2 separate regions of the Homo sapiens genome follow, and region 1 is linked to region 2. A link is a loop called in an ENCODE intact Hi-C map of the cell type or tissue named here. Cell type or tissue: chondrocyte. All regions are shown on one strand. Links, peaks and the distances in the headings refer to the core of each region. The heading gives the core; the rest is flanking DNA.

Region 1 (15,222 bases), core at 4,553-12,552, 390 kb before region 2:
TGGGAGGCTGAGGCGGGTGGATCACGAGGTCAGGAGATTGAGACCATCCTGGCTAACATGGTGAAACCCTGTCTCTACTAAAAATACAAAAAAATTAGCCAGACGTGGTGGTACGCACCTGTAGTCCCCGCTATTCGGGAGGCTGAGGCAGGAGCATTGCTTGAACCCGGCGGGCAGAGGTTGCAGTGAGCCACAATCACGCCACTGCACTCCAGCCTGGGCGGCAAAGTGAGACTCCATCTCAAGAAAAAAAAAAAAAAAAGACCTGGTGCCCTCTGGAGCCTTGCTGTCTAGATTTGATTCTTGACTTCATTACTTCCTAGCTGTGTATTCTTAGGCAAACTACCATGAGACCTCACCTTCCCTATCTGGAAAATGGGAATCATACTAGTACATTTTTCACAGAGCAGTTGTGAGGACTCAGTGGGTTAACAGATGTAAAATGCTTGAGACGGTGTCTAGCACACGGTAAGCACTGTGCATGGTTGTTAAATCAATAAGTGCATGTAACATTCTGCTTCTAACAAGAGAATATGCTTTACTCTGGATGTGTCAATACATTTCTGACCAGTTGTACATCACTTGGCTTGAAACAGGACCATAATTTCTCCCCTGAGGATTGAGGAAGGGGTGGGAGGTGGAGGATAGTGTGTTTTGATGAAAGATTGGGTCCATGAAGCATCCTGGGTTATAGTACTAGTGAAAAAATTAGAGTCAAAAGTTGAGTCCATAATTGATAGGAATGGTCCAGGGAGTTTAATCAATGGCATGGTAGACAGCAGCCATTTGAAGGGCATGCCGGCAACCATCACTTAACATGCCTCCTTAAAGAAACTGTTCATCATTGGTTACTGTTGGTGTACCAAAGTCTGCATTTGGAATTTGTGCAGCTTTTGTAGAATCTGCCCCTTAAATATGAGATGTTTCCCTTTGGTGAGTGACTGCAAAACAGACTTGAGTCACTGAAGAGAATATGACACGAGCTTTTCTCTGGTATTGATCTTCTTTAAACCTTCTTCCTTCACCCCAAAGCAAAGAGCCCAGCCAACAGCGAGTAAAAAGATGGGGCTTCTCTTTCGATGAGATATTGAAGGACCAGGTGGGGCGGGACCAGTTTCTACGATTCCTGGAGTCCGAATTCAGTTCAGAAAACCTCAGGTAAATCTCTCAAAGTTTGAGCTGTGTGCGGAATGTGTGTGAAGAAATTTGCATAATCGGTCTCTCCATCTCTCTCTCTCTCAATGAAACGTTATCAGGGTTCAAATTCAAATGCCAGCTAATCTGGCTGAGGTTGAAATGGAGAAGAACAAATTAAAATATGTAACTCTGTCACCACCATAATAGCACCTACTAACACCAGCATGTTTCAGTTCAAGTCTATATGACCTTTGTGCGACTAATTGGAAATAAGTCTTCAATAATAATTAGTCAAACGGATTTGACAACATCATTCATTAAGTACAGCCATAGAACCAGGGAGCTTCAGAGTGGAGAGGCATCTCAGAGGCTGTCTCCTCAAAACTTCCCAGTCTGGGGTCCTGAATATCTGAGAAGCTAAACGGAAGAGGGAGAAGTCAGTGGGCTCATTTCAGAATTTCAAAGAGCAAAGTAAATATCACTCAGTAACTGGTGATGTAACTGTAGCAGCTACGTAACAGTAGCAGCTAATAAAAACATGCTTTTTTCTTTTAGAATGACTTCTGTCGACTCCAAATAGTGGTTACTCTGATCATCTGACGCCAGTGAGAACACCTGATTGTTCCTATTGGTCTATAACTAATACTTGATGAGGGAAATGTATTAATAATTACTATTTAATAGGAGAAAAAAATAAGATATTCAAAACCTCAGGTCCAATATGAGAGGAAGAAAAGGGGGTGAATTGAAAGGAAAAGTCTCCTTGGTTATGAAAAATTTGGGAACTTGTTTATTTAGACTTTTATGGTATTAGATGAAGAATCAGAAATCTGCAGAAAATGTGACTTATCTGAGACTTATCTAGTGATCTTAGCAAACTGGTGACTTTTTAATGGGTAAGATGGAATCTCTCTCTTTCTTTTTTCTTTGTACCAGATTTTGGTTTATATAGTAGAGTAACACCCATCTTCCAGTGCTGTTTTCTTTAAAGATGTCTTAATAATGTTTCAATATTGTATTACTTTAAAAACTCAGAGCATGTGCTGCGGGCAAAGGACTGCCCCTCCAAAGTTAATGTGCAACATCCATGCACTTATTTGAAGTTGAGACCATCGGTCCCATACGTCAATCAAGTGATATTTATGCTACACCTGTGCTGTATCAAGCCCTGTGAGAGTCTGCTGAGAGATGCAAGTCAAGATGTGTGATCTTTGCCTGTAACGACCTTGTAGGTCCTTGAGGAAAAAACACAAGAAATGATTAAATCATTGAATGTCTATAAATGAGTGTAAACTCTAAGAACCATTTCGAAAGCATTTAAAGGAGAAGAATCAAAGCTGAAGTAGTTAAATCATAAGCTGGACTTTGAAGAATACACAGGATAATAGTAGACGAAGAAGCAGGAGAGAGAATATTCCAAGCTGGAGGACCAAATGAGGAAAGAGGTGGCCGTGGGACTCTCCCACTCCATAAGGTCCTGAGAGGACACGTAGATGCCGACTAGCTGTATGGAGCGTGCTGTTCTAGGCATCCACGTGTCTGTTATAAACCAGACAAGGTTGAGTATCTTATTTTGGGTTATTATACAAGAGCCTTTCCTTGTGCTGAAGCATGATTCCAAACACATCTCAGAGCTTCATTTCAATGCCTAATGAAGCATTTGTAACAGAAGGCTTGACTTCTAATACTCTTCACTAGGGTGGTGCTCAGACTAGCCTCCCTGTATAGGAAGGAAGGCTCTCTGTGGCCAGCTTGATGGACCCAGGTGGCCTCTCTGTGTAGCCAGCTCAGTCCCAGTTTCCACCCCCTCCATGGTCCCTATGAGCCACCCCTGGGAGTCCTTCTCATCTTCCCTTCTTACCTGTTCCCCTTGGGTCTCCAAGATGGAGCGGTATAGAGGCCCCCTTTACCTAACTACCTCTAAGCCCGTAAGTAGCCTCAGGACCCTCTGCTGCCTGCACTCTTGCAGAGAGCTTGAAGAATGACCCAGAGTTTGGTCATTGTGAGGGTCCCAGGAGCATCCACTGGCTCAGCTGCCACCTTGCCTGGTCAGAGCATTCATTCTAGAAAGTCCCGAGTGTAGCCAGAACCACATATCAGTTCAGACTAGTTTCACAAATTATGCATCACACTTAAAGCCCAGAGTGCACCAAGGAGTGTGTCCCTGGCAGGTGTTCAGTGCTTCTTCCTGCCATCACCTCCTGCGCCTCTGCCAGCTCCTTTCCCCATGCCAGGAGGGCTACATTTAATCTTGGGTGAAAGCATGCATGTGAGCATGTGTTCATGTGCCAGAGCCTAAGCCACACCCCCAGAATGCAGAAATCCAGACTTCAGAGGGTCACCCCTGCTCCATGACAGGAAAGGAAATAGAATAGCAGGGAGGAAAAGGATAGCCAAGAGCCTCTAAAATCCTCTCTGGATGCCCAAATTCCATTTTTATGATATTCAGCATAACTGGATACATGGTGGGTGAGAGAGAAGCTCAGTCGTAAATCACATAACTGTAGGACTCTTCAGTCACCCATCACAGGGCAGCCTTTTCCCCGTTCCATTGCGTTCATCCCTTCAGCTGCAGATATCATCTTAGCACCAACCGTGGCACAGGGCTGGCGGATTTAGAGCTGACTGAGTAAATATCAGGGTGGCCAGGCATGGCTATACAGATGCACCTCCACTGTGGCTCATGCCATGGAGGCCCCTGGGAGTTGTGCAATATGGCACAACTTGAGGATCCTGCCAACCTGTCATGTTGGCCGTGCTGGAGTCGTCCCTTCTCCGCAGGATTGGTGAGGGGCCCAGGCCACTGGCATTGGAGCATGGCAGGAAAAAGCCTGACCAGAACTCACCTGGGTAAATTACAAAGTGCTTCTCCACTTCCTCTGTCCTCCTGTGCTCCCTCTCATCTCTCCAGTGAAAGGGCTGCTTAGATCATAACATTCTTGCACAACCCACGGGGTGCCAGTTAAGTAGCCAAGTGGCTGAATTTCTATCAGAGCTTCAGAATGCGGAATGGAGGAGCCCCAAAGTGTCACCCTGGATCCTTTAAGGAACAATTTCTATGATGATGTAATAGAAGTTGACATCCCCTTTGATCAGTGTCTTCTGGGTGGGTCTGTGAGATGAGGGTGGGGGCATCATCTCTGTGGACTGGGTGGGGTATGACCAGCAGCGCATTTTGCTGAAGCTGTGAGCTCTCTGTGGCAGGGTCTACCTCTTTTTCTCCTTTTCTGACCCACCTGAGCTGGGTGCAGGCTCCCTTTGCACCGAGTGGACCCACAGACAGCTGTTTGTTGAGTGCCTTGGGAATGCTCATGGCTTCTGTCCACAAGGCAGGGGCCTCACAGCTCTGATGCAGGGAGCTCCGCTCAGTTTCTTGGCCTCATCCTTCTTCCTGCTTTGTGCATTTTCCCAGAATAATGACAGTCACTCCTTCCCATCTTTGCTCCCTCTCCCACATCTCCCCTACACAAATCTTTGTCCTCCCTGGCTTGACACCCTCTGCTGCACAGCAGAGAATGAGTTAAAAATCAAAACCCACAGCAAAGAGTGTCCCCCGTACATTTTTTGTGAGCTGTAACATCTCCTGAGAGAAGGTAGTTGTTCTTCTAACCTGCAGATTGATGATCCGAGTTCCACACAGTGTCGGCTGAAGGGAGAAGCAATTAAAAGAGAACACAGTGGGGCACCAGGTTCATCTCGAGAGCTCTTGTCTCTGGCAGTTGCCCTGAGTCCAAGGAAGACCTCAGAAGGTTCACTAGGCCCAGCAGGATCCACCACTTACCAAACCCATGATTAATAGGAACAGAGGTGACTCCCACGACACCACAACCATCTGCAGTGTTTCAGTCACTGCCCAGTGAACAGAACTCAGCTTCAGTGGTGCTGGGGGTGGTTACTAACGTAGGCACCCCGGAATTTTAGCCCCACCGGGAACTAAACCAAGTTTAAGCTCTGCTGCCTACGTCTCTGGTTGACCAGCAGAGGGCATAGAAACACTTTCTTCTCTCCTGGAGTTTGCTTTTTCTCTGGGAGCGAACCAAAAGCTGTATTTTCTAACCCATGAAAATTCTAGTTTATGAAAAGATATGTAAACTGGTGACTGAGGGCCTGCCCAGACCTCCTGGTAGGATGGAGAATGATCAAGGGCCAAATGGTTTGTCTTACCCAGCCAGCCTTGAGAAAATCCTCTTCCTTGAAAGCCTCTAGGGAGAAAGGAGGCTCCCACTGGGGCAGCCCCTGGATGGTCCTCCAGCCCTGTTCTCCACTGCTTCGCCCCAGTGGTATCTGAGCCCAGGCTGCCTCGCTCCAAAAGCTAGTTTCCCCGCCAGCATTTCTAAGTCATGAACACGGATCAAATGCCCGCACAGGGGCTGCCTCCCTACTGCAGCTATGACAATTGGCAGAGACCAGGGGCAGGTCAGGACAGGTGGTCTCCCAGATATTAGTCCTTGTGGCCTGCCAGTCACAACGGCCCTTCTGCTGCAAGCCATGGAGGCTCAGTGCAGGATGGATGGATTTGATGCAGCTGCTGGCATTTCACTCCCTGCCGCTGCCCTTGGGGAGGAGCGGTACCTGCAGGTTTTTTATAAGAGCAGAAGCTTCCAAAGCTTCAAGGGGCTTCCCATGGGCAGCAGATGTGCAGAGAGGAGCTGCTGTGGCTCTCTGCAGCGGGGAATGTGGCCTGGGCTCTGAGTTCCCAGCTCAGGCCTGTGGGGCTCGAAGATGGCCAACACTAACCAAAGCCTGTTCTGAATTTCAAATTGACACAAAGGTTCCTCAAAACCAGTGATGGTAAACACATACGGGATGTCAGGATGCTGCTGTGACAGCAGTTTTGCTGTTGCCTGAGAGAGACAAGGCAGGTCAACTCCAAGGCAGACAGAAGGCCAGGGAGAGTCCCCAGTGTGTGCAGGGAGAGAAAACTGCTGTCTAGGGAATGTTACCCCATACCTTCCCCCTCTCCCTTCTTGCCCTTTCCCCCTCCTTCCCTCCCTTTCTCTCCCCTCCCCTTCCTCTTCCTCCAGCATGCCTGTTGTTTTCACTTGTACTTAAAAAAATTCTTGGTTTTATGTGACAAAGAAAACCTTTTTATTTTTACATAAAAGTTTATTAAATTTGATTCCGCGGCCTGGTGCAATGGCTCACGCCTGTCATCCCAGCACTTTGGGAGGCCAAGGCGGGCGGATCACTTGAGGCCAGGAGTTCAAGACCAGCCTGGCCAACATGGTGAAACCCCATCTCTGCTAAAAATGCAAAAATTAGCTGAGCATGGTGACATGCCCCTGTAATTCCAGCTACTCAGGAGGCTGAGGCAGGAGAATAGCTTGAACCTGAGAGGCGGAGGTTGCAGTGAGCCGAGATGTAGCCACTGCACTCCAGTTTGGGTGACAGATCATGACCCTGTCTCAAAAAAATTGATTATGAAATTTGTATTTCCATCAGCTCCGGTCATCTCTATATCCAGCTGAGTGATGTACATTTTCATGTGGCACCCAAATCATCCTGCAAAAAGGACCCTGAGCCCTCAGGAACCGCAGGGAGCCTGCAGAGCTCCCAGGGTCCTCAGGGCCTTCCCACAGGGGCTCAGCAGCTCCTCCTCAGTGCTGACAGAGGTGACAGAAAGTGACCTCCCATGTGGCATTGATTGAGGGGGCAGGAAATCACCCAGGTGTCATCCATTTGTGTGAGAAGTTGCAGGGGCCCAGGGGGCGTGGGAAGACGCTGACCCAGAAGGTTGCTTCCAGCCAGGGATTCAGCCCAGACGGCCTCCCTCTGTGAACCTGGTTCTCCTGTCTGCCTAGCATGGGGCTGAGGAAGCCTCACTGACTTCGTCTCTGGACATTTGACCCCTTCTGGGCCTTGGAAAAGCCAACACTGGCTTCTTCCTATAGAGCCAGGTTCCCCGCATCTTTCACCTACTGGTCAGACATGGCCTTCCAGGCAGAGAAAGCCTTGTAGGTACTCTCACCAGCAGATGGCCATTTTCACTTGGCAAGCCTCCCGGCCACTTCCTTCTTTTCACAGCAGACCTGAGAGAGTGGACAGAGAGCCCTACAGAACCTAGGGCAGGCCTGGGAGATGGAGGAGACCCATGCCCCAGCTCAAGAGTCAAGGGCCCACCTGAACAATGAGGTAGGGGAACAGCTCCTTTCAAGCCCTTCCTTCCCCACCCTCTCTGGACTCTGGATAAAGAAACACGACTGCTTTCCTCTCACCCAGAAGCCAGAAGGACCTGAGCACCCAGGACTTGTGGCTGTCAGAGAGCTGTGGAAGGGCAGGGGACACCAGATGGCAGCAGCAAGAGCTGGGCGGCAGCATCTGCCCAGGCCACCTGCGGAGAGAAGGCTGGAATCCGAGGGATCACACTGGGCCAGCATTGAGCCTGTGGCCACCACACTGACCCCTCCTCAGCTCCCCCTCACAGGACCTGAAAGCATTTCTGAGTTAAGTCTGCATAGGAAGTTTTCCAGAGCCATGCCACATATCCCTCCATCCACTCAGTGCCCATTTTACAGATGAAGAGAGAGGCACCCAGAAAGGTACACCAAGGCAAGATATGGCGTAGACAGGATGAGGGCAGAGCCAGCTTCCTGATCTGATGGAAGTCATGAAGCCTTCTCTGCCTTACGCTTGGCTCTGCAGGGTCGCTGAGAGGTTCCTTTAAGGAGATCATCAGAATCCTAAATGGCAAAAAATGGCAAATCAGGGGAAGAGTTGGAGCCCAGCATTTGGGGACACACACACACACACACAGTCGTCTTGCCTTGCAGAAATTGGGTTGCATTACTCCAGTCTGCCACTGAGTGGCACCTTTGGGCCATGCACTTGGCTCCAAAGACATTTCTCTGAACAGCAACAGAAAAACATGTTTAACCCTAAAAAAAAAAAAAAAAGAAACAAGTACATCTTACTTTGGATGAAATTTGATGACAGATTGAATGCACTGTCTGCACTTTCCACCACGTCATGTTTCAGCTTCGCTTGTCCCTCCCTTTCTGTTGACTAGACTACCTGTGATTCCCGCTGCTCTCGGAACCAGCACAGGACCTACTCTCTTACTCACTGATGGGGGAGCTGGCCTGTCCATGCACAGGGCAAAGGATATGACACCCAGACCTGGATCCTGCTGCAAGGCTGCCTTGGGAACCATCCTTAAGACCCGGTAGCTGTTGTCCAAGCTTTGGCTCTGGCTGCTGCTGCTCTCAGCAGAAAAGAGCTCACTGCTCCCATGCGGATGCTGAGGGATTAAACAGAGGCAAATACGGAAGTGAGCAGATTTTTCTCTCTTGCTCTCAGCAGAAGGAGAACCATTCTGCAGAGAAGTTTTCAACATATGCCTCTTCAGCATTGCTCCAGATGCGTCCGTCTTCACTCTGAAACCCATATATTGAGCACCTACTATTTGCCAAGCACCGTGCTGAGCACTGATGTGAATTGGCTCAGTTTCTCCATCTATAATAGGAATGGCTGGTTCATTCTTACACAGATAGTCTTTATGATTCCAGGACACTGCCTGCTTCTGGGATCTCTCCTCCATTTTGATGCCATCACTTGATCCCAACTAGATTTGACAAAGGGTCTCACACTGTCTGCATGGTGGCATGTATGTAGCACTGGGGTTCTCAACCAGGAATGAGTTCATCTCCCAGGGGACATTGGGCAATGTTTGGAAACATTTTTAGTTGTCATAACTTGGGAAGGGGGGTTGCTATTGGCATCTAGTGGGTAGAGGCCAAGGTTGCTGCTAAACATCCTACATTTCACAGAATAGCCTCAACAACAAAGAATTATCCAGCCTGAAGTGGCAATAGTGCTGAGGTTGAGAAACCTTCATGTAGAAGGAGAGAAATCCCGTTCTGATAACGAGAAGCACATTGATCTTTTAATATGCAATTCTTTTCTGTTCTGCACCATAGGAACACCTTTGATGTTTTCACAATCTCCATGGTCTTTGCAGCTCATGTAGTGGCATCAGGGCAGGCTGAGAGATGCAGCAGAATGGGTTTCATGGGACATCAGCTCTGGGGCCATCTCAGGCAACATCCCGATGCTGAGCCCCCTGGAACTGACTGTGTTTCTGCTCCCACTTCAGGTTCTGGCTGGCTGTCCAAGATCTTAAGAAACAACCCCTACAGGATGTGGCCAAGAGGGTAGAAGAAATCTGGCAAGAGTTTCTGGCTCCAGGGGCTCCAAGTGCAATCAACCTGGATTCTCACAGCTATGAGATAACCAGTCAAAATGTCAAAGATGGAGGGAGATATACATTTGAAGACGCCCAGGTTTGCTTATCTACTCAAGTGGTTGTCATAAGGTGTTCATTTGTCCCCTTCATTGCCTGACCTATTAACACAAGTTCAAGGCATTGTGGGTAGTTAAAATTTCAGATTTGGTTATTTTTAAGTTCATCAGTGGAAACCATTTCAGATAGGCGCACAGCAAAATCCCAGGATCGTTTTCCTAGATGGGTTATGTATTACATAGAAACCAAAATGTGCAGTTATATGCTTTATTTGTTCCAGGAAAGCCTCAAAGTGTTTTACAAAATCTGAAGGCTTGTAATAAGTCAGTGATAGAATCTGGAAACCAGAACACAGCATTGGGGAAGTGGGTGTAGTGAGTTAGCAGGGCCATGAGTCAAACCCACATCTGTCTACCTCTGAAGCCCACACTGATAACCACCTCTCTACACTGCTTCCGCAGTGATCTCCAGCTCTGCAGTGAATATTTTTTAAGCACATCTATATTCCAGGCTCTGCGCTATGTGATAAGATACCACAAAGAACAGGCAAAACCCCTGTTCTCACCGAGGTTGAGTGGGAGACAGACAAGTAAATGGGCAACTTCAACAGTGTGAAAAGTGCCCCAAATGGGTGAACCCTAGGTTAAAGCAAGCCTGCAGGAGGGACTCCCAACCCTGTAGGACACAATTAAGATGCTCACAGATGCTAGTGATGCTGGCTAAAGAAACAGGAACCACCCTAACCAGCAGACTAAATTTTGACGGCTGGGAGGTGCCATTTCTAAAAATAAGCATTGGGTTGGTTTCTTACTTCCTGGCCCCTAATTTCTATTTCCTGTCACCATCCCACACCCAGTGACAGGGCTTAAGATTTTGCTTATCTCCTTGACCCCACTTACTTCTCTCACCTCTGGGGCCCCCAGTAGAGAATTTGGGTGGTTTGCCCCTTGCAGACATTATTATCTGATTTAGGAAACTCAGTGTAGCTGCACCAATGCAAATAATGGCATGAGAACAGTGTCCCTTATCATCCAGAATTACCTTGTCATTTGCTCAGAACTTCAAGATGGAAACACCTACCAACCTCAACACCATAACTATCTACTTCTCTCCCCCTGGTCACGAGCTCCATCAAATGCCTGTGCCAATCACGAAATCATGACTCCTTCATATACCCCTTGCAGCTTCAAAGCAGAATGTTTGAGTCATGAGAGCTCTTTGCTGAGATATTTTTGCTTATGTGTATGTACGTATGCTTTCAAGCACCATATTGACATGGCCAGAGAGGAGAGTGACAGGGGAGTTCCGTGGGGGTTCCCTGCATGAACAAGCTGAAGCTCAAACTCCAATATTTATGAAACACAAGAAGAGGGATACTGGTCAAAACCTTGATGCATCTAGCACAGTATTAACACTCCAAGCATGACATCAGGAGGGATTTATTTTAATTTTTTATTATGAAAACTTTTAACACTTGGAAAAGTGGAAACAGCAAAACAGCAAACATTTATAGACCCTCATCCAGCCTCAAAAATCATCAGTACACGTCTGATCTTGCTTTATCTCTAGCCCCATCTACTTTTTCACCTGCCACCAGGTTACTTTACAACAAATCCAAGATGTTGCATCATTTCATCTGTAAACTTAGATATGTATCTCTAAAAAAAAGATCCTTTTGTTTTAATATTGCCACAATATCCTTTATCTCCCTCCCTTCCTCACATCCCCTTGCAATTTATTTGATGAAGGATTTAGATCCTTTGTCCTGTAAAGAGTTCCAAGCTCTGGATTTTTCTGATTGCAGCCCTGTGGTGCTATTTAGCATGTTCTTCTATCATCTCTCTTTCCTATAAATTCGTTTTATAAGATATTTAATCAGATTTAGGTTTGATTTTTATGGACAAAACCACTTCATGGATTGTGTGGTGCTCTCCTATCAGAAGGCACATGTCTAGCCACCTCTCTTTTTGACCTTTTTGCAGATATTGATGTCTATCGCTTATATCCATTAGTTAATTAGAGGTTACAAAACAACAACGTACTAATTTTATTCTTTCTTCACTTATTAGCTGGAATACTTTCATAAAGAGAAACTTCCCTCCACCACTATGGTATTAACTAGCAGTACAATTCACATAAGAAAAGCAGGATAAATATTTGATTCTCTCCCTTCATTTGCCAGTTTTCAAAATGAGTGGTTTGCTATTATCTTCCTATGGTAAACATTAGGGTCTATTTTGGTTTTACTATCTTTGTAAACTCATGAGTTTAAACATATATGCTATGTTTTAATCCATTTTGCTGATTACTTTTATTGATGCTTGGATTGGGCCATCTCTGGCCAGTTGGCTCTTTCTGACACAGCCCTAAGAGTGATCTTTGACATCATCCAAATAGCAGGGAAGCTAAGATATTCCAGTCTTTGCCCTTACCCAGAATAAGCTGTTTCTCCAAGGATCCCTGATTCCTCTTAGTGAGAAATGGTATTTAGAGACTAAAATCTAGGCACTTAGAGTGTTTCATTGTTCCTGGATTGTTTATCATTTCCAGCCCTTTTCAGTCGACAGAGCTAGGAAATGTGTTGCTGTTTATAATAAAAATACATCCTGAGTTCATACTGATACTTTTAATTCAAATTCTGACCTACAGGGGATTTTATTTAACCGCTTGTTTCTTACACCTGTGCCTCTTTTCTCTATGCTGACAATCCTGACTTTCAAGGGCACTGGATGATAGCATAATTACTCATTTGCTTTATACTACACAGAGCAGTCTCTAAACCACAATGCTAAAAATACAGCAACAGTATGATTATCGCCTGGTTCTTTAATTGTTGCATAGTATTCCGTTGTGTGGAGGCACCATAGTTTAGTCAACCAGTCCTCTCTTCTTGGACATTTATGTTGTCTCTACTTCAAGAAAGTTTTGATGGAAGAAGTGGGGAAGTCAGCCTAACGAAGGTTACATATTGACAAGTATCTCAATATCCAACCTACAGTGCTCTACCATTTTCCAAGTACTTCTAAATACATTCTATCTAATTTCTACAGCAATCTAGACTAGACATGAGGATGTCTTAAGCATCCCCATCTTCTTCATTATCTGCTAGGATTAGTCTCCCATGAATTCAAATAAAACACTCTTCCTAAGCCAATCCCTATTTTCAGACCAATTTCCTATTGCTTCTGAAGTGTATTTCCACCATAAATATACAAAGTGTTCCTTTCTAGCAGAGTGACCTTGGACAAGTTGCTTAAATTCCCTGAGTCTTCCTTTCCTCATCTGTAGAACAGGGATACAATGGAGCCTACACATAGGGGTGGAATGGGGACCAGGTGAAAGGAAGCATGTCAACCACTAACGATGTCTGGCCCACAATAAGACAGAGTAAATACTACCATCTTATTTTTCTAATGTCACTAATATTCTCTTTTTAAGCCGTAGTGTTTAATGTATTTGGTAAAAATTTTTAAATAATTTCACATAACCTTAGCACCCAGAGATAACCCCTATTTTGGTGTATTTTCTTCCTTGATTTATGTGTGTAGCTACGTGTAAGGTCTGCTCAGGCTGCTACCACAAAATAGCACACACTGGGTGGCTTAAACTACAGAAATTTATCACAGTTCTCGAGACTGACAAATCCAAAATTAAGGTGTCAGCAGATTTGGTTGCTGGTGAGGGCTCACTTCCTGGCTTGCAGGTGGCCGCCTTCTTGCTGTGTCCTTATAACTCTGGTCTCTCTTCCTCTTCTTATAAGAACACTAATCCCGTCATAAGGGCCTCTCTCATGACCTCATTTGAACCTAATTACCTCTCAAAAGACCCACCTCCAAGTACCACCACACTGAGGATCAGGGCTTCAACAATATGAAATTTAGGGAGACACAACATTCATTCCACAACAGGGCGATTTTGCAAATAGCGTGATCCTGTAACCTGCCTTTTACCTAAAACAGGGGTCAGTTAAAAAACTATACTTTTCCTAAAAAGAGCCAGATAGTAGACATTGCAGGCTTTGTGAGTCATGTGGTCTATGTCACAACTATTCGATTCTGCATACAAAAGCAGCTACAATGCAACAACATAGCAATGTAAACAACATAAATGAGGACCTATGGCTGTGTTTATTTATGAACAGTGAAATCCAATTTCATATAATTTTTCACAAAATACAATTCTTCTTTTAGTTTTTTTCAGCCACTTAAAAACATAAAAACTGTTCTTCGCTCATGGGATGTAAAGATCTAGATCACAGGTCTGTATCTGTAGATTTGAATCACAGACTGTAGTTTGTGACCCTGTGCTAAATAAAATCTAGCACATGGTCATGAAAATTATTGAAATGCTTCAAGAAATCCAGAAAGCTACAGGATAGAGGATTGGGCATAAAGGATCTTCAGTTTTTGGGGGAGAGTAAGTTAGAGGAGACTTGGTTTTGACGCAGCCATGGCAACACAGCAATCTGAATTGTGAATGTTTCTACATGAGGATTGAGTGTTGCGGAGCAGAGGTCAGCAGGTGCCAAGAGACTCACACTGCCTTACCTTCCTGGACAGCACTGGCTGCCTGCCCCAGCAAAGTAGGTGCAGTTCAGAAGTTCCCAGGTATAAAAAGGAGGTTAAAATCCTCAGCAGCCCATGACCAGCCAGGACTTGCACTCAGATGTCCTCGCTTGCTGGCCAAGATTCTGCTCAGACCACACTGTCCCTGGATTGTTAGTGCTGAGGGCTTGGTGGTCGCACTGAGACCTGGAGAAGTTCTAGTCCCTAGAGAAAGGCCAAGAGTCTGGGAGTTCCTTCTAGAATTATCCATTTAAGTTCTTTAAACTTTCTCTTCTCGGTTTGCCTCTCTGTTAAATGGGGATGTTAACACCTCAGCCCATGGGGCTCAGGGGCTCTGGGTGGCTTCCTCAGCTGGTCATGATGGTTCTCATAAACCCCCTGCAGTGGTCATATGCTTTAATATTAGTGCTCAGTAGCCTGAGAGAAAGTACAGCCAGATTTATGGATTCACTGGAAGCAGGGACTGGGGGTGGGGTGCAGCCTCTCTCCAATGGGTTTTGTTTCTTATTTGACCACACGCATTGTTAGAGCCAAGTTAATTGCCTGTATTTGCTTCCTGTGGAAATATTTCACAAGACACCCTGTTATCGTGGGCCCAGCATTTGTACTTGTGTTTTGCTGATCCGTTTAGCTTTTTTGAAAATTTTGGGCCAAGACCAAATCTTCCATAAAGGTCTGTGGGCTGTGACCATAGTCCTCAGCTGTTTGCTGTGTTGTTCCAATTTCATAGATTTAGCCTTGTGAGGGGAGAAAAATATATAGGCCATGATTATTTTTTTTTAAGGACTCAGTTCTTTATGCTATGGATTTAATTCTCTGTTCCCAACCATGTGGCCTTAAAGGACCTGCATTGTCACCTGCTTGCTATGTGGTCTGAGGCAAGGGCCTTGACCTTTTGTGCCTTAGTTTCCTCATCTGGGTGATGGGGGTGATGTCTTCTTTACAGCCCGCTAAGGATTTCAGAGAAATCAGATGAGCTAATAGCCCTGAAAAATCTTTGAAAAAGTAAAAAGTGCTATATATTTGTAAGTGTGAACTCACAAAAATTAATGACTTTAGTACTCTCTGGGGTTTCGTAATTCTAAGCTGGATCCAAAAGAAATTCTCTCAAAATATCTGCCCTTAGATGGGAAAAAATGCCAGAAAAGGATGTAAGAACTGAATTTTCAGGTCCTGGAATGCATCCTAAGGAATTTGAGCTTCTCATCCTGAAGACAGTAGCAAAGCATTGCAGGCTTTTACCTGGAAGATGGTGAATCCCATGGTGATGGGCATAGTAGG
Region 2 (15,222 bases), core at 4,062-12,061:
AACTTGGATTAGAATAAAATAATAAATAAGAATGATGTTTCAATGAGGGGTCACATAACTATATAACCCTAAAAAAGGCTTCTTGCTGATTGTGATACCAAAACACTTTTTAAATTTTTTTTTTTTTTCTGAGACGGAGTTTCACTCTTGTTGCCCAGGCTGGAGTGCAGTGGTGTGATCTCAGCTCACTGCAACCTCCACCTCCCGGGTTCAAGCGATTCTCCTGCCTCAGCCTCCCGAGTAGCTGGGATTACAGGTGCCCACCACCACGTCCAGCTAATTTTTTGTATTTTTAGTAGAGACAGGGTTTCACCACGTTGGCCAGGCTGGCCAGGCTGGTCTCGAACTTCTGAATTCAGGTGATCCACCCATCTCAGCCTCCCAAAGCCCTGGAGTTTTTTGTCGTTGTTGTTATTGTTTTCAGACAGGGTCTTGCTCTGTTGCTCAGGCTGGAGTGCAGTGGTGCAAACACAGCTCAACATAACTCACTGCAGCCTCAAACTCTTGGGGTCAAGTGATCCTCCCACTTCAACCTCCCAAGTAGCTGAGACCACAGGACAAACCACCATACTCAGTTCATTTTTTAATTTTTTGTAGAGACCAGGTAACACTATGTTGCCCAGACTGATCTCAAACTCCTGGACTCATATGATCCTCCCACCTCAGCCTCCAAAAGTTCTGGGATCACAGGCATGAACTACCGCACCCATAGCCTAAAATCCCATTTCTAAAGCTCCATAGCTATTCATATATTTGAATACACTTCATTGTATTCTATCCCTTTTATCTTGATTTAGCTAGTTAGGCAGCTTAATTTGGAGAGCAGAGTGGCCCCAGAATAATCACCTCCACATCTCACCTGGAGAATGTTGAGCTTCACTGTCCAATATAGGAGCCATGGGCCACAGGTGACTACTGAGCACTTGAAATGTGGCTACTCCCAATTGAGATGCGCTGTAAGTATAAAACAATGCACCTGATTTCAAAGACTTAGGACAAATAGAAGGTAAAATATCTCATTATAATTTTTACATTGATCATTTGTTGAAATGATATTTTGGATTTACTGGATTAAAGAAAATATGTTATGAAGACTAATTTCACCTATTTCTTTTTACTTTTTTTTAATGTGGCCACTAGGAAATTTTAAATTGTACATGTGGATGGCATTGTATTTTTATTGTACAGTGTTGCACTGTACAATAAAATGAAGAGATCTGCCTTTTTGCACTGTACAATAAAAACATATAAGAAGTGTGTGTCACCAGGGAAAGAAGTGTGGGGACCATTCTCAACCATATTAACTCACCCTTGATGTCAGTGAGTGAAACTCCCTGGCCCAGCTCAAGTATTTGTTGAATGCCATCCGTTTGAAGGAACACTGGGCACAACCAAGGACCCAAGAACCTAAGCCAAAAGGACATCCATCTCTCTTTTTCTTAATTATTTATTTTATTTTTTGAGGCTGGAGTACAGTGATCCGATCTCGGCTTACCACAACCTTTGCCTCCCGGGTTCAAGCGATTCTCCTGTCTCAGCCTCCCAAGTAGCTGGGATTACAGGCACCTGCCACCACGCCCAGCTAATTTTTGTATTTTTAGTAGAGACAGGGTTTCACCATGTTGGCCAGGCTGGTGTCGAACTGCTGACCTCAGGTGATCCACCCACCTCGGCCTCCCAAAGTGCTGGGATTACAGGCATGAGCCACCACACCCAGCCCCCATCCCTCTTTACTCCTAAAAAGTTTGAGGGCTGTTTCAGCAGACAACACAAAGCTATAAGAAACCCATCCAGAAGCAGGAAAGAATGGCATTTCCGTAGCAAGTGCCAACCTTTCCAGCTGACTTTTTAAAGGCACATGTAAACATGAGAGAGAAGTAAGAGAAGGAGACACAGGCCTTCCAAACAGCCAAAGAGTTCATTTGAAAGAGGAAGTGTGCCACAAAAGCCATCCAAAACAAATGCAGTTCCTAATGGACTTCAAGAGCTGAAGGGGTTTTAAGTCCCATGGGGATTAAAAACAAGAACAAGCTCACCCTCAATCCCTCCGTCCATCCACAGAGCAACCAGCCATGGCCTCAGCGACTGGTTGGCTGTGCTGGTTCCCTGAGATCCAGAACCAGCTCTGATATGTTCCTCCAGGCACTGAGCTGAAGAGGAAGAGGAATCCTTTGGAAGAAAAGGGAGCATCAAAACTGCGATCTAATTTTCTCTGTTCCTGGGGGAATGTTGGGAGAGGAGTTTTTAGGCCCTTCACAGTATCTCAGTGTGTACAAACACACACACACAATCAATTTCTCAGGATGCGAGATGCTCCTGGGGTAGTCCTTTGAAACCTCATAATTCAGGGCAGAGTCAAATAGAATCAATGTTTACTGCTGCTCACTAACTTAGTTCATTCATTCATTCATTCATTCAGTCACTGGAGGCTTTCTCTAAGGGAGGCATTGCGCTAGGCACAGGTGGCAAAATAAAAATAAACCAGATGTGGAAACAATTCTCAAAAAGCAATTTCCATCCATCTGGAGACAGAATAAAGACAGTAGGCCCAACCCTGTGAGCAAGTAGAGCAATTACTTGATGTGACTTAAAAGGAAGCAGCAGCCTGCCCAGCCAGTCTTCTTTTCCTGGCCTGGTGCCCGTAATCCAAAGGGTTCATCCTTGAGTGTTTGTTGAATGCATTCACTCCTTTGGGTTTTCAAGGTTTCAAGGTATTGAGATTTTCACAGATTTGTACAAAACAAAGGAGAAGAAGGAGAAGTGATACATATCAAAGAACGTCAGTGGAGGGAGGGGGTAGTTCTTGAGCATTTCTAACGCTGGTCGAGGGAAAGACTTCAAGGAGAAGGTCATATTTAAATTGGGCCTTGCTTGGGGAGCTCTTAGAAATAAGCCAAGGGGTGAAAGGCCTTCTACACCAAAACCATAACCTAGCAACAGCTAATTCATATAGCAAATATTTGTAGATTATCTACTGCTGGGCCTTGGAGTACAGAAAGACCTAAGAAAACCCCCATAACCCCACTTTAAAGGGATCATATTTGAGAGATGGGGTGGGAGGAGAAGGCAGTTACAAGGCAGAAACAGGAAGCCACGGAGCTCAGGGCACTGTGGGGCTGGATGAAGAGCACCTGCCAGAACACAGAAGGTCAGGATCGTCTTCCTAGAAGAGCTGATGCCTGAGCTAAGTCCCGGATGACCTGGAGGAGGAAAGGGTGTCCCTACAGAGATGGCAGCACCTTCAGGGAAGTGGGAGAGGGCACTGTGATTTCAAGAGATCCCTCTGGTAGGAAGGTAATTTATGCAGAGGGATGAGTGAGACAGAGAAAGCAGAAGCAAGGAGCGGGTGTTATTGCTAAAAAATGTGTTTCATCTGGGAGGCCATCAGGCAACACCAAAAGATTTTAAGCTAGGAGTGAAAATGAAGACATCTGCCTTTTTTTACAAGTTCATTCCAGCAGCAGCATGACCATGGATTGAAAGCTGAGCTGCAGGCCTGGGAACCTGTTAAGGGGCTGTGGCAGCCCAGGATGAGGTATACAGGGCAGAATCAGTGGCTTCTAAGGAAGTAGAATCGGCAGGACTTGGTGACTGGCATGCTGTGGGTTTGAGGGACACAGGAGGGGCCCTGGATGATGCACCTGGGAATGGACATTGGTCAGCTTGGTCTTGACTGGAGAAACACACAGTCAAGGCCAAGGCCTGAGGGCTGGAGGCCAATGAAGCACTGAGATTTTCTGTCATGGAGCAGGGGTTTGCCTTACTAGAAAACCTTAATCCTCCATCCCCAACACTTCCCTAATGTTGGTATAAATCTATCCCCTGGGGCAATGGTGGGTAACCTAGGCTGAGAGGCTGTGAGAGGCTGAGATTGTCTTAATATCCCCCTCCACGCAACAGTGCCAGCTTTCCTTCCTCTAAGGACTTCACCTTCAGTGGGAGCCTCTTCCAAATTCCCTTCTTCTAATCCCCATCCTTTCCTTTACGACATGCTCTGAATTGATTTAAAGGAGTTTCCCTCCTGGGTGGTTGCATTTTAAGAGGGAATTCTAGGACACCTCAAAACCTACACAAGGAAGGGATTAAGACTTCATAAGATACACAGTACACACACACTCTCTCTCTCTCACACACACACACACACACACGTGCATAAGTAGTGGCTTGATTAGAACCTCAGACACCAGGAAAGCCAGCAGATGGAATATTTTTACACAGGAGGTTTCTCCACTCAAATCACACAGAGTAATCACAGTCTACTCTAAAGACCAGCCCCAGCCCCCTTCTCCCTCACTAACACCAGACCATCTCAAGTGGGCCTCGGGTCTTCTTCCTGATAAAGCCACTGGTTGCAGAGCTCTCATGGGGTCTATTTATTTAAGATGGCTAACTCTCCTCTCTCTCTTCCACCCTCCTCTACCTGCCAAGTCCACATTTTCCAAGTCCTCCTTCAGCCCACCCACATGGACACCATATCTGAAATCCTGGTAGTTCTTCTGTCCTAAGTCAAAGCAACTGGCAAGGCCTCCTGCAGACAGGGACAGAATGGAACAGGAGAAAAACACTGTCCCTTATTACCACCATGGGGAGTGACCAAGACATGCATGAACAAAATTCCTTAAAACTATACATACATGTGAAGAAAGAAAATTCACCCCTTGGCCATTTCTTGGTTAGAGAAGCTTTTTTTCATCTGCAAAGGTGGATGCCTCAAAGGCCCCCAAAGAGGGCTTTCTACAGGGTGTTGCTTTAAGTGTGGTGACACTCCCAGGCACCTGTTTCCCTCACTCACAACATTTACATGACCTCAGGCTTCTACTCTGTCATTAGTCAGGAATCATCCAGGAGAAGTCTACAAGCCAAGCACAGGAGGGCATATTAAGTCTTGTTGTCCTGCAGATATTTACACCACCATATAAAAATAGGTGACCGCAGCAGGAGAGATGGATGGAAGCCACGGAACCTAAAATGTCCCCCACTCTGGCAAAGAGGGAGACAGAGGCCTGCTGAAATAAAGCAGGTGTTTTCTGTTCTCAGACAGCCTCGGGCAATGAACTCTGGCCTGTATAGTTGCAAAAGGACCTCAACTCCATGTTTATGCTACTCCAGAGGAAAAGAGAAGAAGGTGAGCAAATGTTCCTAAAGCCCACAGAGGGCCCTGTGCATTTTAAATGCATCTAAGCCAACAGGGCAGCCAGGCTGAGGACAACTTCTCCAATGCAGCAATGGGTTCTGGGACAGAGGCACAGCCCAGAGAACCCCGAAGTAAATAAAGATAGAGGAAATGGAGCAGGGAAAATCAGCGAGGTGGGACTGCTGAGAGAAGGGAAAAAATGGAAGTAATTGGTTCTGGTAAGGGGAAAGGCGAAAAATCCAATAAAATGGGACTATTAAAGACCTAAGCAGCAAAGGAAATTTATTTTCTGTACCTGGAATCCCAAAGTCATCAGATGCTCTTTGTTCTCACCAATCAAAGGATAACACGACTTATTGTGTCCATGTACAACAGACACATATTTGTATTGTCACCATATTGTAATAGTTGTAACTCAATGACAATTCTGAAAGTGAGGGCTATTTTCTAGACACAAGTGGGCTCATTAACAGCGACTCTGAAAGCCACCATGTTTCTAGAAAGGCTTTTGATAAAGCTGATGGTAAACATTTTAATCGTAGCCATTCAGTAGCTTAAATCTAACACTTATTTGGATTAAATATATCTCAAGTTAGGCACTTGCTGCTTTGGGTTTTTGCACAGTTTTATGAATAGCTCTATTAAAATACTTGTATTTTAGTACATCTCATTTTCTGTTTTCCTATCCCACAAGGTGTAGAGGCCAGATAGGACACCTTAAATCTCCAGAGTCTGGCCCAAGGCCTAGCAGATGGTTAATAATTGGTAGTTGCAAGAATAAGTAAAAGCACAAATTACTAAATCTAGTGATATAAATCCCTCCCCATTAAAAAAAAAAAAAAAAAAAAAAAAAAGCTAGGCCCAGCCAGGTGGCTCACACCTATAATCCCAACGGTTTGGGAGACCAAGACAGGGAGGATGGCTTGAGGCCAGGAGTTCAAAACCAGCCTGAGCAACATAGTGAGACTCTCTCTCTATTTACAAAAAAAAAAAAAATCTACTCCATACCTACTAGGTGGCTAAAATCAAAAAGTCAAAAATAACAATTGTTATTAAGAACAGAGAAATGGAGAAATCAGAACCCTAATATGCTGATGGTGTAATTGTAAAATGGTCCAGCTGTTTTGGGAAGCAGTCCAGCAGTTCCACAAATGACTAAACATAGAGTTACCATGTGACCCAGCTATTCCACTCCTAGGTATATCTCCAAGAGAAATGAAAACATATGTCCACAAAGAAACAGGACATGAATGTTTATGGCAGCATTATTCACAATATCCAAAAGGTGGAAGCAACCCAAATGTCCATCAGCAGACAAATAGATAAGCCAAAGGTGGTGTATCCATACAAGAGAACATTATTTCGCCGTAAAAAAAAATAAAAGTACTGTTACATGCTACAATACAACATGGATGAATCATGAAAACATAGTGCTAAGTGAAAGAAGCCAGTCACAAAAGACTGCACACTCTATGATTCAATTCTCATGAAATTCCAGAATATGGAAATCCACAGGGCCAGGAAGGAGATTAGTGGTTACTCAGGGCTGGAGACGGCAAGTGTGTGGGAATAGGAGGGGGACAGCTGAACGATATGGGGTTTCTTCTCGAGGTGATGAAAATGTTCTCAAATTGACTGTGGTGATGGCTGCACATATCTCTGGATATACTAAACACTATTGAACTGTGTACTTTGTTTGTTTGTTTGTTTTTAGAGACAGTATCTCACTATGTTGCCCAGGCTGGACTCCTGGGCTAAAGGATCCTCCCACCTCAAGTGACCACAGCAGGAGAGATGGATAGAAGCCATGGAACCAGCTTTGTACACTATAATGCCCAGCTTTGTACACTATAAGTGGGTAAATTTTATGGTATATGAATTATATCTCAATTAAGCTATTTTTAAAAATTCTCTACTCATAATAAATACCAGAAATTTCTGTGGCTATTTTCTCCTTTAGAACTGTGTTAAACAGGTAGAAAATGGAGACTATTAGAAGAGATTCAATTTTCAATTTGGTGCTTCTATATTTATATGAAGCCTGAAGGCTGAGGTGGGAGGATTGCCTAAGTCCAGAGGTCAAGGCTGCAGTGAGCCATGATTACACCACTGTACTCCAGCCTGAGCTACAAAGCAAGACAGAAAAAAAAAAAAAAATCTTGTATATTAGCTACTCTGGAGTGACTCCTCAAATGAAGTCTCACAATGCGGGCTGAACTGAGAACCTGTTTTACTTAATGACCAAAGCTACTCCTACCTCAAATTTGGGTTTCTTTTAAGTTCTGAGATATAGTGCGGGTAGGAGGGACAATTCCATCTGAATTGAGGTCCTTTTTCAGTTTTATAATGTCTTTAGCTAGTTTTGATCATGAATTATGAATTTTGGATAAACTTTCATGTGACAAAACCAAGGAACAAAAACAAGGAATATGACTGGAAGCACTGATGACAATATCAAATAGTATAAAAGTCTAAGGAAGGAGGGTGGTAGTGGAGAAAGAGAAATCCAAAAACCCTAGAACTGAATCCCAGCTTGACTACTTCCAAGGTACACAACCTCTGGCAGGTGACTTGACCATGAACCTCAGTGTACTCATCTGTAAAATGGGGCTATTCATACCAGCTTCTGCATGTGATACTGTAAGTGACATAAAGAAGAGTAACTGACACACAGTCAACACTTGAGAAATACTTCTCCCTTCTTCCCAGATAGAAAATGCAAAATTGAGAACTCGTTGATGCTGAACAGGAACAAAGAAGGGAAAGAACAGATGACAAGGAATGGTGGAGTTAGAGGGAGTCTGAGTTAACAGAATGAGACCAAACAAATTCATTGTAGCCAGATAGTCCTGGACCAAAATGGGAGATAAGGCTTGCCTGTGTTCAAGGAAAAGGGGCATTAGACAAAACAGAGAGCAAAATGAGAACCGGACTGGTCTGTCTGTAAGCCTTTTGAGGTTTAGAAAGGAGCCAGTCCTTTCGAGAGCTTCATGCTGAGATATTCTGGAATTAGATAGGGATGTGGTGGATGACAGCAGGATGGGATTAAATGCAACAACCAGGATATGCAATTACTAACAAGTTACTCACTGTTCTCAGGGATAGTCCAAAAGCCTGGGTTTTAGGAAAGCAAGCCTTAATGGAAACAAACCAACGTCTAGTCCACATTAGAGTGTCTCCTTCTTTGATGCCCCATTGGGAGGAGGATGAAGTTGTGCAACTGTTTTTTGCTGAAGAGTAAAACAAGTTTTCAAACAGTGCCCTAAATCCCAGTGCCCAAATTTGTTACTGGCAATTGGGCGCCCTCTAGTGTCAGTGAGCAGGGATGCCACCCTTTGAAAGTCATAAAGTTGGGAAATCCTGTTGGGTTCCAGCTCTAGAAGGAACTGCCAAACAGCAATATTTACATGGGTACCTGGAAGGCAGGAAAAGGTTGAAGGAGCACCACTATGACACAAACGAGTTCTTCTGTCAAGAAGTTCTGGAACATAGTAAGTATTCATGAGATGTTTGTTGAAAGTGAATGACAATTAGGTCCATGACAGACAGTCCTGCATTAATGCCCCATCAGGATATTGACATGTAAAGAATACACCACCTGTCAAACCGATGCAGCAATGAAAAACTTGACTGCTCAGATCTTAGGATACTTTTTTTTTTTTTTTTTTTTTTGAGACAGAATCTCACTCAGTCACCCAGGCTGGAGTGCAGTGGTGCGATCTCAGCTCACTGCAACCTCCGCCTCCCGGGTTCAAGTGTTTCTCCTATCTCAGGCTTCCGAGTAGCTGGGACTAGAGGGGGGCCATCACGCCTGTCTAATTTTTGTATTTTTAGTAGAGACAGGGTTTCGCCATTTGCCCAGACTGCTCTCCAACTCCTGGCCTCATGTGATCCGCCCGCCTCAGCCTCCCAAACTGCTGGGATTACAGGTGTGAGCCACCATGCCCAGCCAGATCTTAGGATACTTTCTGAGTGATATAGTTGAGTAAGAACCATGGCTAGATCACTTAGCTGAAATTAAAGAAATTACTCCACTGGATCAACCAAAATATACATGTTGTAACAAAAGTAAATCCTCTTGGCCAGGTGCAATGGCTCACGTCTGTAATCTTGGCACTTTGGGAGGCCAAGGCAGGCGCATCACCTGAGGTCAGGAGTTCGAGACCATCCTGGCCAACATGGCGAAACCCTGTCTATACTAAAAATACAAAAATTAGCCGGGTGTGGTGGCACATGCCCGTAGTCCCAGCTACTCAGGAGACTGAGGTGGGAGAATGGCTTGAACCTGGAAGGCAGAGGTTGCAGTGAGTGGAGATTGCACCACTGCACTCCAGCTTGGATGACAGAGTGAGACTGTGTCTCAAAAAAAAATAATGAATTAATTAAGTCCTCTTTATAATTCCTCTTTTCCTTGCTGAGCTTTGGTGAGTCCATCTGCAAATTCAAGGGGAGCAGAGACTTTCCTCTAAGAAAAGATGACCTGTGATCCTGCATACCATTAGAGCAGTAAAACATGTTCAAGTTATTTCTCACCTATGCTGAGTCAGATGGGGGGAAAAAGATGCCCACTTCCATAGCCAGAGCTGTTTTTGCATCAGATCTGTTATTCATTGAGAGCAGAAGAAAAAATTAACCTCACACACTTACCTCAAATTGTTTGCCCATCTAGTTCGTTTGTTGCCAGAAACTTAGATTCAGTAGACTCAACAGCACATGAAGCAAGAATTCCCGAACTATTCCAGTTTTGCCCAGAAGGAATGCAAGGCATGAGAAGAAAAAAATTAAAAAAAAAAAAAAAACAGCCTTAGTATGCACTGATCCAGTTTGCTCATAGTGCCCCGATTGCTGGGGTAGCCAGCAATGCTTTGGAACCTGCCTTCTCCCTGCTGCAAGAACTTGGAGAGACATTCCCTGTGCAACCCCTGTGCAAATATAAGACATGCACCATGCCACTTTCATTTTGTTTCTTTTATTTTTTCATCTTTTTTTCTTTTTGTTGCTTACACCTGTAACAAAACTGCAACCCACACTACTTTCTTTGCTCATGAAACCTACAACACCTTCTGCTTCTTCCTTTGTGAATGCCATGTTGTACCTGTAGCCTATATCTATGTCCCCTGAATGGTCAAGTACCTGAACTTGAACATCCAGCAGAATGGCCTCAAATGTTATTTTACAGATTAGCCCTGCCCTGCCTTGTGGAAAAGCCCCAGAGGCCACACCTACCCATGGCTGATGTTTCAAATGACTATTCATTTGTCCCGGAAGTCACAGACAGATTTATGCCTCAGACACTCTGCAAAGAGGTACCCAGAGCACAGACTGAAAACTCAAATAATTATTCCCAATCTTCTTTCTGGGATCAGGAGAATAAATGGAGAGCAGATGCCTTAAATGCATCAAGAGCACATGGTGCTGCTGGAAAAGGGGTGCAAATCTGTCCCCCACACAAAGCCCTTTAGGAAAGGATGTCCAAGCACTCTGGAACTTACTCTACATTTCTAAAAGCGGGGTGAATCCCAAGGGGCTGGGCCAAGCCTGGGGGCGCTTTTGCATGCAGACCAGCCACTAGAGCAGGACCTGGTCTCCCAAGAGAGTCAGGGTCTCGCTGTCTTGCCCAGGCTGGTCTTGAAATCCTGCTGTCAGAGGCGTGTGAACCAGAGCAACTCCATATTAAATAGGAGCTGGGTAAAATGAGGCTGAAACCTACTGGGCTGCATTCTCAGTAAGCTAAGGTATTCTAAGTCACAGGATGAGATAGGAAGTCAGCATAAAATACAGGTCATAAAGAACTTGCTGATAAAACAGGCTGCAGTAAAGGAGTCGGCCAAAACCAAAATGGTGATAAGAGTGACCTCTGGTCGTCCTCACTGCTACACTCCCACCAGCGCCATGACAGTGTACAAATGCCACGGCAACGTCAGGAAGTTACCCTATATGGTCTAAAAAGGGGAGGCATGAATAATCAACCCCTTGTTTAGCATATCATCAAGAAATAACCATAAAAATGGGCAACCAGCAGCCCTCAGGGCTGCTCTGTCTATGGAGTAGCCATTCTTTTATTCTTTTACTTTCTTAATAAACTTGCTTTCACTTTGCAAAAAAAAAAAAAAAAATTCTAAACGTGAGGCAGGTAGGCGAGCATTAGGAGTAGAAAGTCAGGCTCCCAGCTGGCTACCATATTTAACTGGTTTCTATTTTAAGTAAGGACTATAAGGAAAGAGGTGGGAGACAGGGCAGAGCCCCGCATGTGCTCTGCAGGAGCATTACTCACCAGGTCATTACTCACCAGGGCGCTTTTAAAATCTGGGAGCCCTGCAGGGGGTTTCCTTTGCAGGCTCACAGCTAATGTAGAAGAATGAGGGCTTCTCTTCTCCTGCCTTCTTTTCAGGGCTCCTAACCTTCCAACGCCCAGAGTGCTCTCCCAGTGGGTGGGTCAAAATAGCTTACCCAGAACTCCAGGAGGAAGAGAGGAGGAGATGCAGAGTTGGTAATGGCACTCCAACATTCTGATGGCAGAACTGAAGAGGTTAAATAGGTGGTGGGACATCGTAACATGAAACAATAGTTCAAATCCAATAGCAAAACCTCTTAATTCATCCTCATAACATGATATCATAAAAGGCCCTTTTATTAGTTCTTAGAAAAAGATATTCTTGGCCAGTCGTGGTGGCACACATCTGTAATCCCAGCACTTTGGGAGGCCGAGGCAGGATAATCACTTGAACTCAGAAGTATGAGACCATCCTGGATAACATGGCGAAACTGTGTCTCCACAAAAAACACAAAAATTAGCCAGGTGTGGTGGTGTGCACCTGTAATCCCAGCTATTCAGCAGGCTGAGGCAGGAGGATCACTTGAGCCCAGGAGGTCAAGGCTGCAGTGAGCTATGATTGTGACATGCACTCCAGCCTGGGCAACACAGTGAGAACTCATCTCAAAAAAAAAGAAAGAAATGAAAAAGAAAAAGGCATTCCTGATGGAACCTGCTAGACATCCATGGAGCTAAACTTTCTATTTGTGCTATCCCAAATAGAAAATCCATAGTGCCTGATTTTATTGTAAAACACATTTATTTAAAGAAATCAAAAGTTTTTTCCACATCCTATTAAATCCCTAAATCTCATTATAAGTTGACTATAAGTAACCATTGATTGAATTTTGCCATCAAATAGAATTTAGTGCCCTCAAGTTCACAGCATTGGGTGAAGTATTATACACAAAGTAATTCAGACAATATCTCAGAATCTTAAACTATATCAATACCCTATATTACATTATAAACCATTTCCAAAAAACTTTTTGTAAAGTGCTTCCTGTTCAAGCAGACAGCTGAGCCCAACCAATGAGAAAGGATTCATCATAATAATAAGAGTCACATTGAATACTGCTTCCCAAGTGCAGACACTGTTCTAAATTGCTTTATCCAAATGAGCCTGTGTAAGCCTCTCAACAGCTCCTTAGACATACTCTCAGGATCCTCATTTTACTGGCAGGAAATAAAAGGATGACTGTAGAAGCAAACTTAGAGTAACTAACAGCCTCCACTTAAAACTAGGTCAACAAGTTTGCCAATCTCTAAACTCCAGTCCAAATAACTTTTTTTTTCCACGTCAGACGGGTAATATGCCAACATCATAACAAGCTCACACATGCGCGTGAAAACCCAATCATCACGCTTATGAACTACAAAAGGATTCAAATAGCTCTTCTTTCAAGTTCAAAACACAAAAATGAATTTTACTCTCAAATCTAAAATTTGCAACACCAGGTTTGTCATATCACACAAAGCTATTTTCATTAGCTATCTGAAAAGCAGGGAAGAAACCTTTTTCTCAGTCGAATAAAACCACACATACCTTTGAAGCAGCAGGCAACCGTCAGTGCCCCTACTGTTGGAGAAGCCTCTACTCCTTTTATTTGATTTTTTTTTTTTTTTTTTTGAGACAGAGGGTCTCACTCTGTCACCCAGGCTGCAGACTCATTCTCCCAGGCTCAAGTGATCCACCCACTTCAGTCTCCCACGTAGCTGGGATGCACCACCACACCTGTCTAATTTTGTTCATTTTTTTGTAGAGACAAAGTCTCACTATGTTGCCCAGGCTGGTCTCAAACTCCCGGACTCAAGGGATCCTCCCACCTCAGCCTCCCAACTTGCTGGTATTACAGGCGTGAGCCACCCCTCCCAGCTCCTCTTTTTCCTTGATACTGTTCTTTTTCCTCTCTTGGCCTTTCTGCCGCTTTGACATTCCCCTCTGGGGAAGGTGGGGAATTTCAAAACCAGTTTACCATGGTGCATCTCCCGCAAGGAAAAAAACAAATACCAAAATATCAAACTTCTACTAAAAGTTTTTAAAAGTTTACCTAAGGCCAAGCACGATGGCTCATGCCTGTAATCCCAACACTTTGGGAAGTCGAGGTGGGCGGGTCACTTGAGGTCAGGAGTTCGAGACCAACCTGGCCAACATGATAAACCCCATCTCTACTAAAAATGCAAAAATTAGCCCGGCGTGGTGGCTCATGCTTGTAATCCCAGCTACTAGGGAGGCTGAGGCAGGAGAATTGCTTGAGCCTGGGAGGCGGACGCTGCAGTGAGCCGAGATTGCACCACTGCACTCCAGCCTGGGTGACAGGGTGAGACTCTGTCTCAAAAAAACAAACAAACAAAAAAAGTAAGTTTACCTAAAGCAGCAAATGATTCTGCTTACACAGTAAAGCCATCAAAGAGATGGGCAGTGGCAAATGTATGTGTGACTTTAAACCTTTTCCCAACTGCCCCATAATCCACAATGGAGGTAATACTTCAGAGCAATAGGCGTTCCCTTTGTTCATGCTCTTTCATCCCTTTCTCCAGCTGAGCCCCCTCAAGCCAATGATAAATAAGAATGTATACATTACCGAGGCCTATTGGTATTAGGAGTTTGAGGTTTATTTGGTTTCTGTTTTCATTTTATTTTCAATGTGAAAATAATTTCATCTTTTTCCTGGACATAAAAACAATGCACATCTATTATGAAGAATTGGAACAATATGGCTGGGTGCGGTGGCTCACACCTGTAATTCCAGCACTTTGGGAGGCTGAGGTGGGCGGATTGCCTGAGGTCAGGAGTTCCAGACCAGCCTGGCCAACATGGCAAAACCCCATCTCTACTAAAAATATAAAAAATTAGCCGGGTGTGGTGCCATGCGCCTATAGTCCCAGCTACTTCGGAGGCTGAGGCACGAGAATACTTGAACCCAGGAGGAGGAGCTTGTGGTGAGCCAAAATAGCGCCACTGCACTCCAGCCTGGGTGACAGACTGAGACTCTGTCTCAAAAAAAAAAAAAAAAAATTGGAACAATACATAAAGATACAATCATGAAAATGAAAGTCTCTTAAAATCTCACCATCCTAACCAGTAAAAATGAGGTAGACTTCTTGCAGTGCATTTATATACACACACATGCACACACACACACACACACACGCCACAGTTTTACATGGATAGGATCATATCATACTTGCTGTTTTTATTACGAACAACTGTTCTCTTTTCCTCTCCTCCTCCAACATTAACAAGAACATAGGGTGTGTCCATATATATTTTCCTTTGTAACCATACACACACCAGTATACATTTTCATATACACTGACACATGCAGGGAGGTTTTCTGTTCTTTTTTTACAATGATGGAATCACATTACACTCATTCTGCATCTTACTTTTCTCACTCACTGGTATCTCTTGGAAATCTCTCTCAGACATCTGGTAAGGCTATCATTCATCCCATTGAATGGCCATATAATATTCTATGGAGTAATATATTTTAATTTTTCAGCCATTCCCTGATTAATGGCCATTCACTAGGTTTCTGGTTCTTGGCAGCTACAAACAAGGCTGCAATAAATATTCTTGCACACATGTTCATACAAATTAGCACTTTTATTTTATGGAATAGATTCCTAGGAGTAGGATTCTGGGGTCAAAGGAAATATGTATTTTTAATTTTAATAGATATTGCCAGACTGCCTTCCAAAAAAGAAAGGCCAGAATGCTCTATGACAACACTAGCAATGGATGGAGCACATGTCACCCCACAGTCCTGCT

The links. Peaks named below come from ENCODE experiments on the same cell type or tissue, not always from the same donor. Only the 100,000 strongest peaks of a DNase experiment are listed, where the experiment ranks them.
Region 1: a loop joins it to region 2, with 8 times the contacts of the local background. A loop is called at or near these places in 110 of 110 quality-filtered maps.

The regions. Positions count from the first base shown.
Region 1 is chr14:72,509,122-72,524,343 of GRCh38, forward strand. RGS6 (regulator of G protein signaling 6) reads left to right here. Exons shown (of 18, transcript NM_001204424.2): 14 at 1,033-1,158; 15 at 9,230-9,416. It overlaps MIR7843 (microRNA 7843), which reads left to right and starts at 7,699; the gene lies at 7,699-7,777. RefSeq lists enhancers at 5,046-5,115, 5,650-6,150, 9,828-9,897, 10,368-10,517, 10,608-10,697. In chondrocyte, for the core only: CTCF peaks have their summits at 5,098 (motif pointing right), 5,326, 7,942 and 8,156; no DNase peak of the experiment used is centred there.
Region 2 is chr14:72,896,692-72,911,913 of GRCh38, forward strand. It overlaps LOC107984711 (a long non-coding RNA gene), which reads right to left and starts at 11,651. Exons shown (of 3, transcript XR_001750998.1): 1 at 11,409-11,651; 2 at 9,782-9,867; 3 at 680-954. It also overlaps the pseudogene LOC124903429. In chondrocyte, for the core only: a CTCF peak has its summit at 8,438 (motif pointing left); no DNase peak of the experiment used is centred there.